Regions from separate parts of the Homo sapiens genome. Here region 2 is linked to region 1. A link is a loop called in an ENCODE intact Hi-C map of the cell type or tissue named here. Cell type or tissue: heart right ventricle. All regions are shown on one strand.

What was found. Peaks named below come from ENCODE experiments on the same cell type or tissue, not always from the same donor. Only the 100,000 strongest peaks of a DNase experiment are listed, where the experiment ranks them.
Region 2: a loop joins it to region 1, with 5 times the contacts of the local background. A loop is called at or near these places in 2 of 110 quality-filtered maps.

What each region holds. Positions count from the first base shown.
Region 1 is chr7:112,298,431-112,306,430 of GRCh38, forward strand. The region is part of intron 4 of ZNF277 (zinc finger protein 277); the gene reads left to right. Among named protein-coding and RNA genes, the nearest start is that of ZNF277-AS1, 48 kb to the right of the region's middle. In heart right ventricle, no CTCF peak of the experiment used is centred here; no DNase peak of the experiment used is centred here.
Region 2 is chr7:112,074,925-112,082,924 of GRCh38, forward strand. All of the region lies in intron 1 of DOCK4 (dedicator of cytokinesis 4), which reads right to left. Among named protein-coding and RNA genes, the nearest start is that of DOCK4, 130 kb to the right of the region's middle. RefSeq lists an enhancer at 5,591-5,640. In heart right ventricle, a CTCF peak has its summit at 4,936 (motif pointing right); a DNase peak (open chromatin) is centred at 6,256; H3K27ac peaks cover 3,364 bases.

The DNA.
Region 1 (8,000 bases):
AAAAGTCTACTCCGGCTTAGATAGAAAAATTTTTATGGGGAGGAGTATGAGATAAATTTGAAGAGGTAAAATGGAGCTAAATTGTGGAAATCCTTCAGTGCCAGAAACTTGACTTTGTAGTAATAAAGACCCATTAATGTGCCCTCATTGTCCATCAGTGACATGAAGAAAAGAGTAAATGTAGCTGCGTATAAATCCATTTCAAGCTGTCAAAGCCTGAGAAAGACTAGACCAACTTGGGGATTGGAAGTAAGCTAACAATGACTGATGACCATCCATAAGCCATGCCTTGTATTTGGTTCTTGCTTCATAGCACCCTGTGAGGTGGCTATTAAATGCCGTTCTATTTATGAGTAAAATGTGGCCTAGGAAGCTTAATTTGCCCAGGAACACATAGTGAATGAGGTGCAGAGCTAGAGTTTCAAACCAAACATTCCAGGTACATGCCTTTTAAGCCATGCCATGCCAGCGTAGTCATTATTTGGCCTCTCATGTGTCTGGTACTACTATTCTAGGCTCTGGGAATCTCTCTGTCCTGGGTGCTCATGGTCTGACAAGTCTGTGTAGGGAGGGGATTCAGGCTTGGATTGAAGTTTAGGGAAAGCAGAGGCAGTTTACAATAGCCCGCCACTGGAATTCTGATTAGAGGATCAACAAAAAGTAAAAAAAGACTTGCCAAACAGCAGGAAGACAGGCTGAATTTGCCATCAGCCAGTTCATCACAATTTTATGCTACATAGTGTGGAAGCATGAGGTTAGTGTGGGTGATTCTTCTGTGGGCGTTAGCAATGATTATAGGATCTATCTCCTTTATAAAGAAAGAACTTTACAAATCAGTAAGAAGCATGTCCAGAAAGAAGTCTAAATCATTAAATGAAACAAAAGTAACAGTATACTTTTTCTTCTTCTATCAAGTTAACAGGACTTGAAAATAATAGTACTAAATGGTGGCAAGAATGTTAAGAGACAAGTACTTCTTCAGCTGCTTTTAAGAATGTAAACTGGTATACCATTTCTGAGAGGCACTTTCTCATCATGCATTGGAACTCGTGAAGATGTTTATGCCCTTGGCCCATAGTGTGCAAGAACTCATCCTAGGAAGACTTTACAGCCAGAGGGTTTTGAAGTCACTCACTCTACCACAGCTTGGTGGTTTTTTCCTTATGCTGCTACTAATTATACTTTATCAAACAATTTTTTATTAATCAGAATTTCATTCTAGTTTCTAAAACATGTAATTTAAACCAATCAAACTGCTTAATGATAATGGATGTATAATGTATTCAGTGTTTGAGTGACCCCAGCTCAATATTTCAACTCAAAGACTTTGAATTGAGGATCTTGAGGATCTCAACTTGAGGATCTCAACTCAAGTCCACGAGGAAGAACCCTCAAACTAGAGTATTAGTAGGGCATTTGCTGACTTGATTTGCATTAACGATGATTTGCATATGTATTATTCTTAAATATTTATTCTTTCATGTGGAACTCTAGGTAAAGCATATAGTTTAAGTACCTTTGTATGGTTTGCTCTTAGTTCAAAATGACTGTAACTTAAGGGCAGAAACTGTGTCTTATATTTAAACATCCTTCCTAGTCCTCCCTATACTCCTAAGTTCATATTGTTATTTTTCCCCAAACCTCATTTTAAACAAACAGACAAAACTCTGTTTTCTGTGTGAGTGGCTGGAGGTATATAGAGTTTAAATGATTCACTGAAAGTTACAGTAACAGATTTTATGCTAGAATCATATTTCTTTTTCCATTTCTTTGAGATTTCACTGGTTTCTTGACATTTGCAAGATTTGTATGTGTTCCCAGTTTTCTTTTTGAAGAGCTTGATTCCTACTTGACACTTCTTTGAATATTTTCATCCATATTCTGAAAGAAACTACAGAATTAGGAAGATTCTCGAGGATTTCAATAGCTTGAACACCTTCTTCCCTTTAGCTTCCTTTAAAAATTCTCCCGTGATCTTGGTGCATCATCCTCTTATTTCTCATCAGTCTAGCTTAGTCTTGTCCAGTGGTTCTTTTCCCTCTTTTCTCTTAAATGTGTATACATATGTTTCTCAAGATCTTATCACCTGTTCAGGGCATGCACATCTGTATAACTACCACTATTAGGCCTATGGCTTAAATGTTAGTGCTGGTGCAGAGTAGGCAGTCAGAGTAAATATTCATGAATTGAGTTCATCCATAGCTTTCATCCTGGTTCACTTCTGAGCCCCAAATCTATATTTCCTTATGTGAAACTTTTCCATTTGGATTTCCAGTCCACACTTTAATATGCCTAAAAACAGAACTTATTTTTTTCCTCCCCCAAAACTTGCTATTTGCCTGTTCTCCTTTTATTACATAATGACACCACCATTCTCCTGGTCACTCAGTTTGGAAATCTCTAGAAGCATATTTAATTGATTCTTTTTTTCTCACCCCTATATCTAAGTCATTTGTCAAATCCTACCAGGTCCAGCTGAGTCCCAAGTCCCACATCCATACTCATACTTACCTTGTCTATAGACTCACCTCTTCAGGCAATTGACACTGCCTCCAGAATTTTAATATTAATAAATACTTATTAAAATTAATGTTACTATTAATTGATTAATAGTAACTGATTATCTGTTAATATTAATAAATAACATAAATCACTTTATTCTTTTTTTTTCTGACAAGATCTCCCTCTGTCGCCCAGGCTGGAGTACAGTGGCTCACTGCAACCTCTGCTTCCCGGGGTCAAGTGATCCTTTCGTAGCGATGGGGTCTCACTATATTGCCCAGGCTGGTCTCGAACTCCTGGGCTCAAGAGATCCTCCTACCTCAGCCTCCTAAGGTGCTGGAATTACAAGAGCAAGCCATTGCGCCTGGCCCTATTCTCTTCTTCAAAAACCTGCCCTATTCTTTATTGTCTTCATGTTCTTAAGGTTTTCTAGTCTCAAACTGCATTTCCAGTGTCTTTTCCCTAAATTGCCCAGCATCCAATTAATTTGTTTATTCAACAAATATTTATCTTGTACCAGATATTTTCTAAATACTACTGATATAGCAGTGGATAAAACAGGCAATGGTCCCTGCCCTTGTGAAGTTTACACTGTAGTATAAACATTACTTTTCTCACATTTATCAAGTATGTTAGGTACTTTCAGGATTCTGCTTCATGAACTAGGAATGGCAATCCCCACCTGTATAGATACATATCCCTCAAGGCATTGCTCAACTGCCACATTTTCCAAAAGTTTCCCATATGCCACCTGTCAAAATTAATGACCTCTTCTAAGTTCTATTAACACACTATTTTATTTGGCTTTTCAATTATAGTTAGTTATTTTAAAATCTGTCTTCCTTACTAAGATGTCTCTTAGCAGTTTAGACTGTTGTATTAACATTTCTATCTTCTCTGAGGCTTGCTCTTACGTATGAACTGAAATTTCATCCTGAAGTATTGGCTTGTAATTTCTATAAAGCCATATAGTCAAATATCCCTGATTAACAAGGATACAATATAGCTGAGGCAGACATCTATAATCACTGCATTACACTTTGCACTTCAACATAAAAAAATCCTCAGTTTTTCCTTTGTCTACAGGAGAAAATGTGTGGTATTCGTTAAGTTCTCAGTAGCAAGACGTAACTTAACTAAATTGGGAAAGAAGGAAAGGCCTAACTGTATGAAGGTATTTTTTTTAATCACTATTTCAAATGTCAGCTTGAGATATCATTCATGACAACTACAAATATTTTATGAAAGTTTTAACGTATATAACAAATTTATCTTCAGGAGAGAAACAGTTTTTTCTGTTTTTAATTCTACTTCATGTGTCTCACCTCTCCCCACAATAAAGCCACAACAAAATGAAATTGCGTATCTCCCACTGAGAAGATTGTTCTTCCTCATGCCACTTTTTAAAATATAGTTCTAGAGACTTTCAGTAAAGGATCAAATTACTGTATGCCAACAAACTGAAAGTAAAAAAATCAATTTATATTTATACTTTTCTTGCATAATTCCTATCTTTCAGGCACAATACATACAAGTTCTAATACTGCATCTAGAATAAAATTTTCTTAAATATAAGATGATATTTCCCATTGAATGTAACATTGTTATTAACAGTGCAACAGAGATCAATTTAGCTGCAGTGACCATTGAGTAAGTTTAACCTTCAGATTGATGACTGCTTTCTTTGGGAAACAAATGGTAATCACAATCTAAAACGATATTATTCTGAGTCCTAAGGTTCACCACTTTGAGCATCTTCAACAAGGACTTAAAATTTACAGGACAATTTGTATATATACTGGTTGAGTGAGATCAGGCAGGAAATATTACCCCTGTTTAACAGGAAATGCAAGGTCAAGGACAGTAAGAAACATGCACACAACCGTGGTTATATACAGTGTTAAATAGAAAGGGAAGCAATTCAAACTCCTAAATTTCCAACCCCAATCACCATTCTCTTTCTAATTGCACCAGGATACTTTATCACATTTGATCTTTCTTTCTGAGCAAATAGGCCTTTTTTTTTTTTTTTTTGAGACAGAGTGTCAGTCTGTCACCCAGGCTGGAGTGCTGTGGCACAATCTTGGCTCACTGCAACCCCACCTCCCAGATTCAAGCAATTCTCATGCCTCAGCCTCCCGAGGAGTAGCTGGGATCACAGGTGTATGCCACCACACCCAGCTAATTTTTATATTTTTAGTAGAGACAGGGTTTAACCATGTTGGCCAGGCTGATCTCAAACTCCTGACCTCAAGTGATCCACCTGCCTTGGCCTCCCAAAGTGCTGGGATTACAGGTGTGAGCCACTGTGTCCAGCCAAATGTGACATTTTCTAAATTGACATTTGTTAGAATTAATGAAAATGGCTGAACAGGACATAAATATGTATGTAAATAAATAATAATATTCTGTTTTCATTGTAAATAATTTTTTAAAGAAAATCTGATTTCCTATTATCTTAGTTCAGTAGTAGATAGGAATTTCTTATTCCTTTGGGCCTAAGCTTCTTGTATTTTCTTTTAAAACTGTACCTGACCTTGAGTTTATACAGGAAAATACTTCTTCAGGCTGGTAATCCTATACCGAGTCATGCCATGCTGATAGCTTTCTTTTTCCTTTTTCTTCTAAAAGATGGGTATTTTGCAATCTCCCATGCCCACCTATTGAATTTTTTAAAGTCCTTCTCTTCCTACCTAAGCTAAATTCTCTTGTACCTTTAATATAAATAGGAATTTAGCTTTTCTAGTTTCTTGTGTGTTTAACTCCTGCATTTACATTTTATTTTGTACGTCTACCTTTTTTCATTGTGCTGATATTTTCCATGTGAATGTTTAAATTCGTCTCATTTTTTTATCTCCTAGTTTATTTTTTTTGGATATTCTGTCCTGTTTTGAAGACACTCTTAAAAAGCTATCTCAGTGAGACTCAAAAGTAGAAGAAAAATACTATATTTCTATCCTGTATAGCAAGCAGATGGCTGTTGCCTTTATCATTGCAGTTTCAGAAACGGTGGGAGGTACTGATATCTTTCAAGAAGGTGAAATACTAGTCAGATCAACTCTCATGGATTTGGGGGTGTATATCATCATCCAGTTAAGAAATGTATCTCTGTTTTTTATGTTTCACTATCTTATTTTAGTCATTGATATGGATGGCTTTTCCTTGTTTATTTAAGATTCTAATGTCACAAGGTTAACTTTCTATCATCTCTCATAAAATGCTGAGAAAGGTGGATTTTATTGATTGTTTTTAAAGAAACTGTATTTTGCCATTAATAGTTTTTGTTTTAGTACAGTTATCCCTGCCTTATACATGCAGAGCTGTGTGTTTAAGTATATTAAGTATTATTTAGTATATTATTTGAGTATATTGCTAACATAAATTCAAATGCTCTAGTGATCAGACTCTGGCAAACAGATCAGTCATTCCCAATGCTGTTCAGTGACCCTTTTGACACTTAAAAGAGAATTTTGGGGGTGGGGAAAAGTAGCTTTTTATTTGACCCCTGGTGTGAGGGCTTCCAAAATATTTAACTCAGTTATAGGCAGATTCCATTCTGAAAGTTGTTGAAGCTATACATCATTATCTGTACAAATAATTTATTCATGTTTCCATTTTACTTTATTAACCAAACTTTTAATCCTTAAGTTAGTGGAAATTTACTGAACTTTTTATACTTTTAATTTCCTCATATTGAAAGTTACATCAGATAGAATAAAGGATGTGATAGAAAAAAATAATTTCACCATAATACTGAATGGGATTAAAATGAAAATACCGTCTTACTGTCAGAAAAGATAAGAAATGGCAGACAGAACAAGAGGAGTTGGTGTTATGTCTTTAGCCAGCCTCACTTTGAAACAATTTGAAAACTCTTTCAGTAACTTAGACATTGTTCACTTATTCACATCATGTAACTAGTAATTAAAATTATCCAATACTTTCAAATTTATTTAGAATAAAAATTCAGACTTTTTACCAAGATCTCAAAGGATCTGGCACATGCCTCTCTGAGCCACTCTCCCACGTCTCTCTCACCCACTTTCTCCTGTGCTTACTGTACTCCAGCTACACTGGCTATGTCTGTGTTCCTCAAACACACCAAGCTGTTTCCAGCTTTAAGGACTTCGCACTTGCTGTTTGCTGTGCTTGGAATGCTCTTCTCTAGAATCTCATGAGCTGGGCCCAGTGGCTCATGCCTGTAATCCCAGCACTTTGGGAGGCTGAGGCGAGAGAATCGCTTGAACTCAGGAGACCAGGCTCGGTAACAAAGCAAGACTCCATTCCTTAAAAATAATAATAATAATAATAAGCTCATGGCTTTTTTTGAAGGGGAAGGGAAGAGTTTTTGGGGAAGATGAGCCTCTGGAATGGTACTACAGGCAAATGAATGCTTTGGAAGTGCTTTGGGAAGCTAAAGACATGTAGAGTAATTCATATAGCTGAAATGATTTAGGAAAAATTGCCTTCTGTGGAGGATTAACTTTAGCTATCAGCTACAGTGTTTTGGAAAGTAGATACTCAAAAGTTATACTGATTGTTTAATTTGTTGGAAATTCCTTTCTCGGGGGTAGGAAAGATTTAAACCTATTCTGCATTTGAGGTTATGACCAAATAGAAGTCATAGACTACAGTGCCCAATGTAATACTAAACTTTTAATGAGCCTTTAGGAAGTTTTTACTGAATAAATTTGTTTTAACTGATTGAAGTATCCAAGTCAACTGTTTTCACCAAAAAACAAACCAAAAGACCTTCTTTCCTTTATATTTTAAATGTATTTACTCTGATGGAATATAGGGACTAGATAGCAAAGAAGCATCTCTGGTCCCTCTTTTTAATTACCGATGACTGATATACCACTCTCCATGCCTTGATGTCAGTTCCTCAAAGGAATGCTGGTCCAGTGTCTCCAGTGCTTATACTAACAGACTCTGAGTGCTCACACTGTTCAAGAGAAGAGGCTCATCAGCATTCCGTATGTATTAGGGAGCTCTGCCATTTAACCTGCAGTCTGGGTTCTGGTATTATAAATAAGTCACTTCAAAAGAAAGCTAGTACTTTGTGATACCTTTGTATCAACAGGACAGACCTTTTTCTGCATCTGATTAATGAGAATTTTAATTTTTGTTACTTTCAAGTTTCCATTTTCTTGACCACGTACTATTTATTTTCTATCCTGAACTTTAATTAATGGCTGAAAACTTTAATCCTAAATTCTAAACTGTTTTAGAACTGCTTGCTCTTTAAGGTTTTCTCTCCTCTGAGATTTCTGAATGTTCTTTTTTTTTTTTTTTTTTTTGAGATGGAGTCTCGCTCTGTCACCTAGGCTGGAATGCAATGGCGCAATTTCAGCTCCCTGCAGCCTCCGCCTTCCGAATTCAAGTGATTCTCCTGCCTCAGCCTCCTGAGTAGCTGGGGTTACAGGCATGTACCACCATGCCCAGCTGCTTTTTATATTTTTAGTATAGATGGGGTTTCACCATGTTGGCCAGGCTGG
Region 2 (8,000 bases), 220 kb before region 1:
ATAACCCAATCTCTTTCCTGCAGTTGAAACACATTTGATCCCTTAGGGTCCTCTTCCTGCCTTGTCAGTTGCCTAAGTATCACCTTTCTACCTAGCTAACAATTCTTTATATTGATGTATCTCTGTTCAAGTAACTGTTGTGGTTTCTGTCCCTGATTGGACTCCACTGATACACTATCTGTACTATGCTATAATAAATGTGGAAACACTGATTGTGGAAAAATATAACAGTGGGGTCAGGGAAAGACACTGAAGACCTAATAGTTGAGCCAGGCACTTAAAAGAAGGTATTCACCCAGGAGAAAGTACCAACAACATATAAAATGCAGAGCCTGCTCATGAAAATAATTTTTGCAGGGAAAGAGAGGCAAGACTGGAGGAGGGACTTTTTGCTGGTGCTAAGAAATGTTTTCTGCAGGCAACAGAGAGCTATTGGGAGCCTCACATGCAATTCCCTGCTTTGGATGGTGCCACACTGATGGTAATGAAGAGGACAGTTCATAGAGGAATCATCACCTAGAGGGAGGACTTGGAAATAAGTTAGAAACCGTAACACTATGACAAAGTCTTTCCTCTGAAAAGTTACATAACTTAGCAGGAAATTCAGATACAACTCACTGAATACTGTATAGCTAAATACAACTATCTCCCAAATTTTGGGCCATACTCATTGGCAACAAACAACAGAATTTGAGCATATCTCAAAAACTGATACGACAACATTAATTTCTGAACCAAAGATTTTCATTACAAAGTACTTCAACCTGGATGTAAACACACTATGCCATTCACATGCATAGTCACAATGAAACTTTTGATAGTGCAAACATAAGTAGGGCTAAACTTTGTCCTTATTTAAAAAAAAAAAACTTACAGAAATAAATACTATTATGGGAATTAGCTCTTCCAGCCCAAAAGAAGTGTTGACATAATACAGTGACTTCTAATTTTCATTTTCTGTGAGCTTTTACAACACTTAAAATTGTAGTACAATTACCATTTACTCATGTCCTTACACTATCTGATATTTTATCTTATCTTTTAGGCTAGATTATAAAAAATTAGTTTGTCAAAAAGAAGTGCTACATTTGACACTTTTTCTATATTCTCCTAGAATTTGTTACAGTGAAGAAAAAGACCTAAAATATTTGTTGACTTTAATGCTAAAAATATTTTCAGGTAGCCATTTAAAGAACTTTCTTTATAAAATACTACAGGAAACTATTTTGTTGGAATCATTTGCAGTAATTTGAAGGTAAACAGTATGTTTTGTTTTTTTACTTTTATATGCCCTTGAAACAGGTATAACACCGTGTTTACAGTAAACACACAATAAATGTTTGCTGGTTTGAGTTAACTAAGAAAAAGAATTGGGGGGGTTCTTAAAATATTTAAAATCATATTCATTAATTTAGAATCTGGGGAATCAGTTAATAAAGACAAACTGAATTTGGCAAAAAATGTTAAATTTTTTGGAACCCATTTTCATATTAAATGGATTATTTTAAAAACAGATGAGGAAAGCTTAGAACACCTTGGCACACTTCCACAAATTATTTCATGATCAAAGACATCTGGCTTTTTTGATTATTTATGGAATTCCACCCTAAGGCCCACTTGATATTTTCAAAATATGTTTTGCAATATTTGGACATTCTCCAGGTAGCCAGTTTAATTCATATTTCCCCAAAACCTCATCTTGTTGGGAAGTTTGATTATCATTTCTTTATGGTTACAAATGAGTCCTAAATTCCATATAAAGTGTGTTCAGGGTTTTATGAAACAAAATGAGATTCTTTTTAGAAATCATTTTTCATTTAAAATTGAAATTCAGCTTACAACCAATTTGTCATATGTCTTATTTGCAGACTATAATGTAGGTAAGAACTAAACAGAGCACTGGGTTTTATTTTTCAGGAAAGAATACTACATTTAATGAAGCGTTGACTGAATATACTATTTCTTAAGGTTGACAAGTATATTTTCCAATAGCATAAAACAAAGATCGCATCATTTGAACACTTTCCTGCAAGAGACTTGTTACATATAAATGGCAAGGTGTATATAGTAAGTAGAGTACTTAGACGTTTGATTTTATTCAGTATAAAGTCAAAATGGGAAACAGGGAGAGAAAAGCCAATGAGACAGGGAAAGAGTAACTGAACGACAACTGATACTCAGCAAATAAGGTTACTGTCAGCCAGTAGTCAGAAATTCAAAACCCTAAAGCAGTACACTTTTCTAATAAAAGTAACCTTTTGGATAAATCTTTGCTCCACCCCAGCATGGACAATTACGTGGTAAATTAAGTTATCCAAAAAGGAAAAATGCTATAAAAGTTAGCCCAACATCATACTAGCAAAAAACACAACATAGCTGGGCTCCTTCTGAACATTAAAGACAAAAATAGAATAGTATTTACATTAACTACTATGGGAAAGACATCATATAAAATGAAACCCAATTTAGAACATTTTTCATTTTATACTTTTTATACTACAAAAATATTTTAAATATTTATAGAAACTAACGTCTTTTAAAGATATATTATTTATAAAACAAAATTACGCATCATTTCTACAGTGTGCTTAAGAGTGATGGAATACGTATTTAGAAAAAGTCACTAATACATCATTCATACGCATTCCAAAGTGAGTTGTGGTATCATGCATTATAAAATCATGTTTTAAACCATAGTGTGTAATAGATTACCTTCACAGAGCACCTATGATTTATTAATATGTGCGTGTGTGTGTTTTTTAACATGCCAGTTATTTAAATACAGTATCATGGCAATATTCTAGGCTGAATGTTGATGCTAGAAAGCACTGGATAATACAGCACTTGTAATTTTCTGAATAATGCTCTCAAATTTTTATAAAATGTTATTCATTCTAATAAAAATTATAATCAGTAAACTTATCAGTTAATAGGTTTGCTAAAAATATAATAAATTTAATGTATAAAAGGTAGCTAAGACACATCAAAGCGGTCCCAGAAAGAGAATAATAAGTGTTGATCACTTTGTGTTTTGTATTTATTAGAAATACAAGCCTAAGTGAGTAAAATTCTATTATATTTATTAAATGTATTGGCATAGATATTAATTACACTAATTATTGATAATGATGAAAATACAGAAAATTGTTCTCTACTAAATGGTATACTGATACATGAATCAATTCAATATACATAAATTCATCAAATTTCTCATAAAATTTTAGAACTATCAGGTGCATGAATAAGATTTTATCTCTCATGTTTTTTTAAATGTTAGAAGATGCTTAATTAGTTTACATCTAAATCTGAGCTTTCCTTGAAAACAAACACAAAGAAGCCTCTTTTGTCTCACTACACTCTACCCCATTTCTCTCAATACATTCTGCTCCCAGCTACGTCCAAGACAACTAGAGCTGTCATTTTTTATATGAAATACAAATGGTTTACAATTCCCCCAGGTAAATACTTTTTCCTATTATTAACTCTCTTGATTACCAAGAACAAGGTATTATAAGTCTTATTATTTTGGAAACAAACTTTACCAAAGCTACAGCTACAGGCATGGCACATAGAGAGACGATTTAGGAAAAAAAATATTTAACTAGGCAGGATCACTGTGGAATATCAAAGGAAGGTGATTTAAGAGTTTGTCGAGTTTAAGGGAGAGAAATGTTGTAACACAGCTCCAACCTTCTTCCCCAAAGCTGAAATGGTCAAACAATATAGACATGCTGATGTCAATCCCTTGGACATCTACTCAAGCCAACTGGGAAGAAAGCAGAGGCATAGGAACGTCTGGAGATGAGAAACAGGAGGGAGCTCACTCACTTATACACGTATCTCCTGCAGAGTCTGGGTCTCTGCTCCAAACATAGACCAGTACTGCCTTTTTGATATATTATAAAGAAATATAAAATACGGCCGGGTGCGGTGGCTCACACCTGTAATCCTAGCAATTTGGGAGGTCGAGGCAGGTGGATCACATGAGGCCAGGAGTTCGAGACCAGTCTGGGTAACATGGCAAAACTCCGTCTCTACTAAAAATACAAAAAATTAGCCGGGTATGGTGGCATGCGCCTGTAATCCCAGCTACTCGGGAAACTGAGGCAAGAGAATCGTTTTAACCTAGGGGGCAAAGATTGCAGTGAGCTGAGATTGTGCCACTGCACTTCAGCCTGGGCAACAGAGCGAGACTCTGTCTCACACAAACAAACAAAAATAAATATGTAAGAATGATAGCAGGCAGGAAGAATAAGGTAAAATGAGACAATTTCTAAAAGTTATACAAATACAAGTGAATTCCTGCACATCTGTTTAAAAAAGCAAACTGTGCATGTGGAAATTGAGGGAGACTTTGCTTACCTGCATTTAGTACAGATAAGAACCTGGAAGTTTCACCTGACTAAAAGGTCAACCTGAGCCAACTGTATTATGTAAAAGTACATTCCCCATTCAAAAACTAGAACGAAACAAAACTCAGCTAATCCATGGGTCACTATTGGCAATATAACTTTAGTACCAAGGCCATTAAAAATCCTGCTGTACTCTACTTGTAAATTATATGATCTATGAAGTATACTTTTAAATTTTGGCCATAACATATTTCAGGGCACTGACAAGCCACAACAAGCTGAGAGTTGAATGAGGACAGGAAAGGGTCTAGAGACCCTGTACTAAAAGAAATGGTAGAAGGAATTGGGAACTTTAAAACTATGAAAGCTCTGGTACTTTAAGAGTTGACAAAGAGATGTGGTTATGGTTAAGCTAATCAACTACTCTGTGCTTTAGTTTCTTATTTTGTAGAATGGAAATCAGAAAAGCACCTCCCTCACATGCTGTTATAAAGAGTAAACAAATTAAATCCAATAAAATAATGCACATAACTGGTTACAGCAAGCACTGGTTATCATTAATAACATCATCTTCATTATTTTCTACAGCCCCCAGAGGGCAGACTTAGGAACAATGGGTAGAAGTTAAAGAAAAACAGATTTTGGCTGAATAATGGGTATAAATCTTACTTTCCTATTTCAGATTCCATCTCTTCATTTTTAATGTAATATAGCTGAAGTTATTTCTGATAGGTCAGCTTTTAAATTCCTATGGTTCCTTAGTTATCTAAATTAATTTCTATTAGAGGAACTAAAGTTAGAAAAATTTAAAAAAATACATTATTTTCATTCAAAAAAGAATCAGTATTCTAATTTACCTATCAGGTAAATATGGATTATTAGATTTTCTTAAAAGGAGGGTTGCCAGACAAAATATAGGATGCCAAGCTAAATATAAATTTTAGATTAAATAATGAATGAGTTTTTAGTATATATATGTCATAAACATTTCATGGGACCTACTTATACTAAAAATCTATTTGTTGTTTACCTGAAATTAAATTTTAACTGGGTATCCTATAATTTATTCGCTAACTTTAGCAACCCTATGTAAAAGGATAAATGTTAACAAAACTCAAGTAATTTAAAAAAGTTTTTACATAAACAAAATTTTGAGCTTCCTTTTTCATGTAGGATGATTTCTTGCATTGATAGAGAAATGTTACATATCTGCCAGTTTTTGTTTAAACAACATTTCAGAAATTCTTCTTTCCTGACACGTCATTTAGTCATGTCTCAGATTTCCTGTGCCAGCTTAAGTTGCTCAAGAAGAGGTTATGGTTGGCTACGCACTTGTGACAATGTGCAGAAACATCACTTCCCATTTGGCTAAAGGCAGACAGACCTTATGGTAGACTTTTGTTTTCACCTCTGTTAGATGTGGATGACACAGCTCCTTCGTTCAACGCATATTTACACAATGGGTATATCCAAATACGTAAGACAACCACTGTCAAAGAAAACATCTTATGTCATTTTCCTCAGGCTCTACAAATACAGCCACTGTCACCTGAATGCTGTGAACTAGCAACTGGATGCAGACAGCAAGATATTTTGATGTTTCAATAATATTTACACTTATGTCACTAAACACTTGTGTAGATTTGTGGGGTATGAGGAATGAAAATAGACTTAAATAATTGTTCCATCTGCTCAACAATATAAAAGAAATTGTTAAAAGACATGAACAACTGTCGAGGTACATTTCTAGAGGGTCCGCCAAGTAGCCCACAGGCCACGGATAGGAGGCTGACATCTGAGAAGACAAGAAGGATGAGCCAGCAACAAAAATACTGAGACAGGAAGGCGGGTAGTGGTGCAAAAAGCCCATGAAAAAAGAATCGAAACAGGAAGAAGGAACCCGCAGTCAGACAGGAATGCGAATCCTGTGGGCAATTCAAGGAAGTAGTGAGGTTTGGAGGAGACACACAGAATGCAGGCAAGCATGACTCCGTTTCCACATGACAGCTACTTCTCAGGGCTCTAAGACACTATTTCACATGGAAACAAGACAATCCATGTGAAGATATCCCTAACACCACCAACTTTTTAGGAGAAGCTGGTTATTACAGTCACAAATCAGGGTGGCTTTCATCCCAGACTCAGGGTGAGGACAGAGTCCTTGAGGGAAGCCTGACACGAAAAGTGCAGATGAACACTCATTATGTCCCACAGAGCAGGTCAAGGAGACAAAACAAGAACATGAAGAACCACTCTCAAGTGGGATTCTTCTAGAAAGATCCCAGGAGGAAAGTCACTATGTCTTAAAGGTCTTGCAACTTATTTTTATCCCTTTCTTATTTTACGTACTTTGTCAGTTATCTCAAATGTTTTGTAGACAGAAAAATAAACAAATCTTGGTAGTTCCAGTGCCCGTCAATACTCCACACACAGCTGATGTTTAATAAATGCTGATTAAATTAAATAATTTATTTGTAGCTGTTCTCTTGAAGGGGTCAAAAAGAAAGATGGTAAATTGGATCTGGGGCTCAAGAATAAAAAGAGGGAAAACTATCTAAGGTATCACAGTATAAAATGTGAAGACCAAAAGAGGAAGATCACAGAGTAATGCGCAAGATCTCCTAGTGCTCATGAGTCCAGAGACAGACTTGGGTTGGGGCCCTGCTCTGCCTCTTACCAGCTCTGTGACAAATTGGGCAAGTCACTGAAGGTTCTCCCAGCCTCAGAATACTCATGTGACAAATGGATGTCATCAGAGTACCTACGCTGGAGAGGCGTGGGGAATTACATGACATTATACATGTAGAGTTCTTAGCTCCGCACCTGTCATGGAATAGACACATAGTAAATGGTAGGAAGGGTAGATGCAGAGGGAACAGTAGTAATGAAATATTGAACCTGAAAAACTTTTTAAAAATTTGTGTCATGACTGGAGAGGAAATCTATGTTAATGCAATCATGCTTAGTGAAATCTCAAATACACAGTTAACCCTGAGAGTCTCATACATTATTGTAATGTCAGTAGAGGAAACAACAGCCATCACCATGCCCCCATTTGTGGGTCTGAACAATTAGCAGCAAGCCAGGTAGGAAGTTGGTAATTTCACAGGAAAGCCAGAGAAAAAAAGGAAGAATGGCTAGAAATAGCGGGGGTGGTTGCTGTGGTACAAAATCTACCTTCCCTACTCCTTTACTGGGGGATAATAGGATTGGCAACCCATAGGCACGCTGGGATTTCCCAGCAAATCAAATAAATTTCGTAATTGTTGTTCGCTACAAAATTATTTTTCTCTTCCTGTAAGAAACCGGAAAAGCCTACAGAGAATGTATTGTTAATATTAAACCCTCGACTAAAGGAGATGTAGAGGTATTTATGGATAGTAGTCAACTCACTCTCTCTCCTCAGATTACATTACACTTAACGATTTAAGGCTTATAGTTTACTATATAGAAAAAGAGAAAGGAGAGAGAAATACTAATCACCACAGTACTTGCTGAGACATTTTATATCAGAAACAACTGAGATTGGTAGTGCTATTCATGTATCTGAAAAATATATAATTTTTTAAACTTGGTAAAATCCTACCCATATGACTTAGCTAGAAATAAATTTTAAATTAAAGTATCATTTATTCTAGAATGTATTTA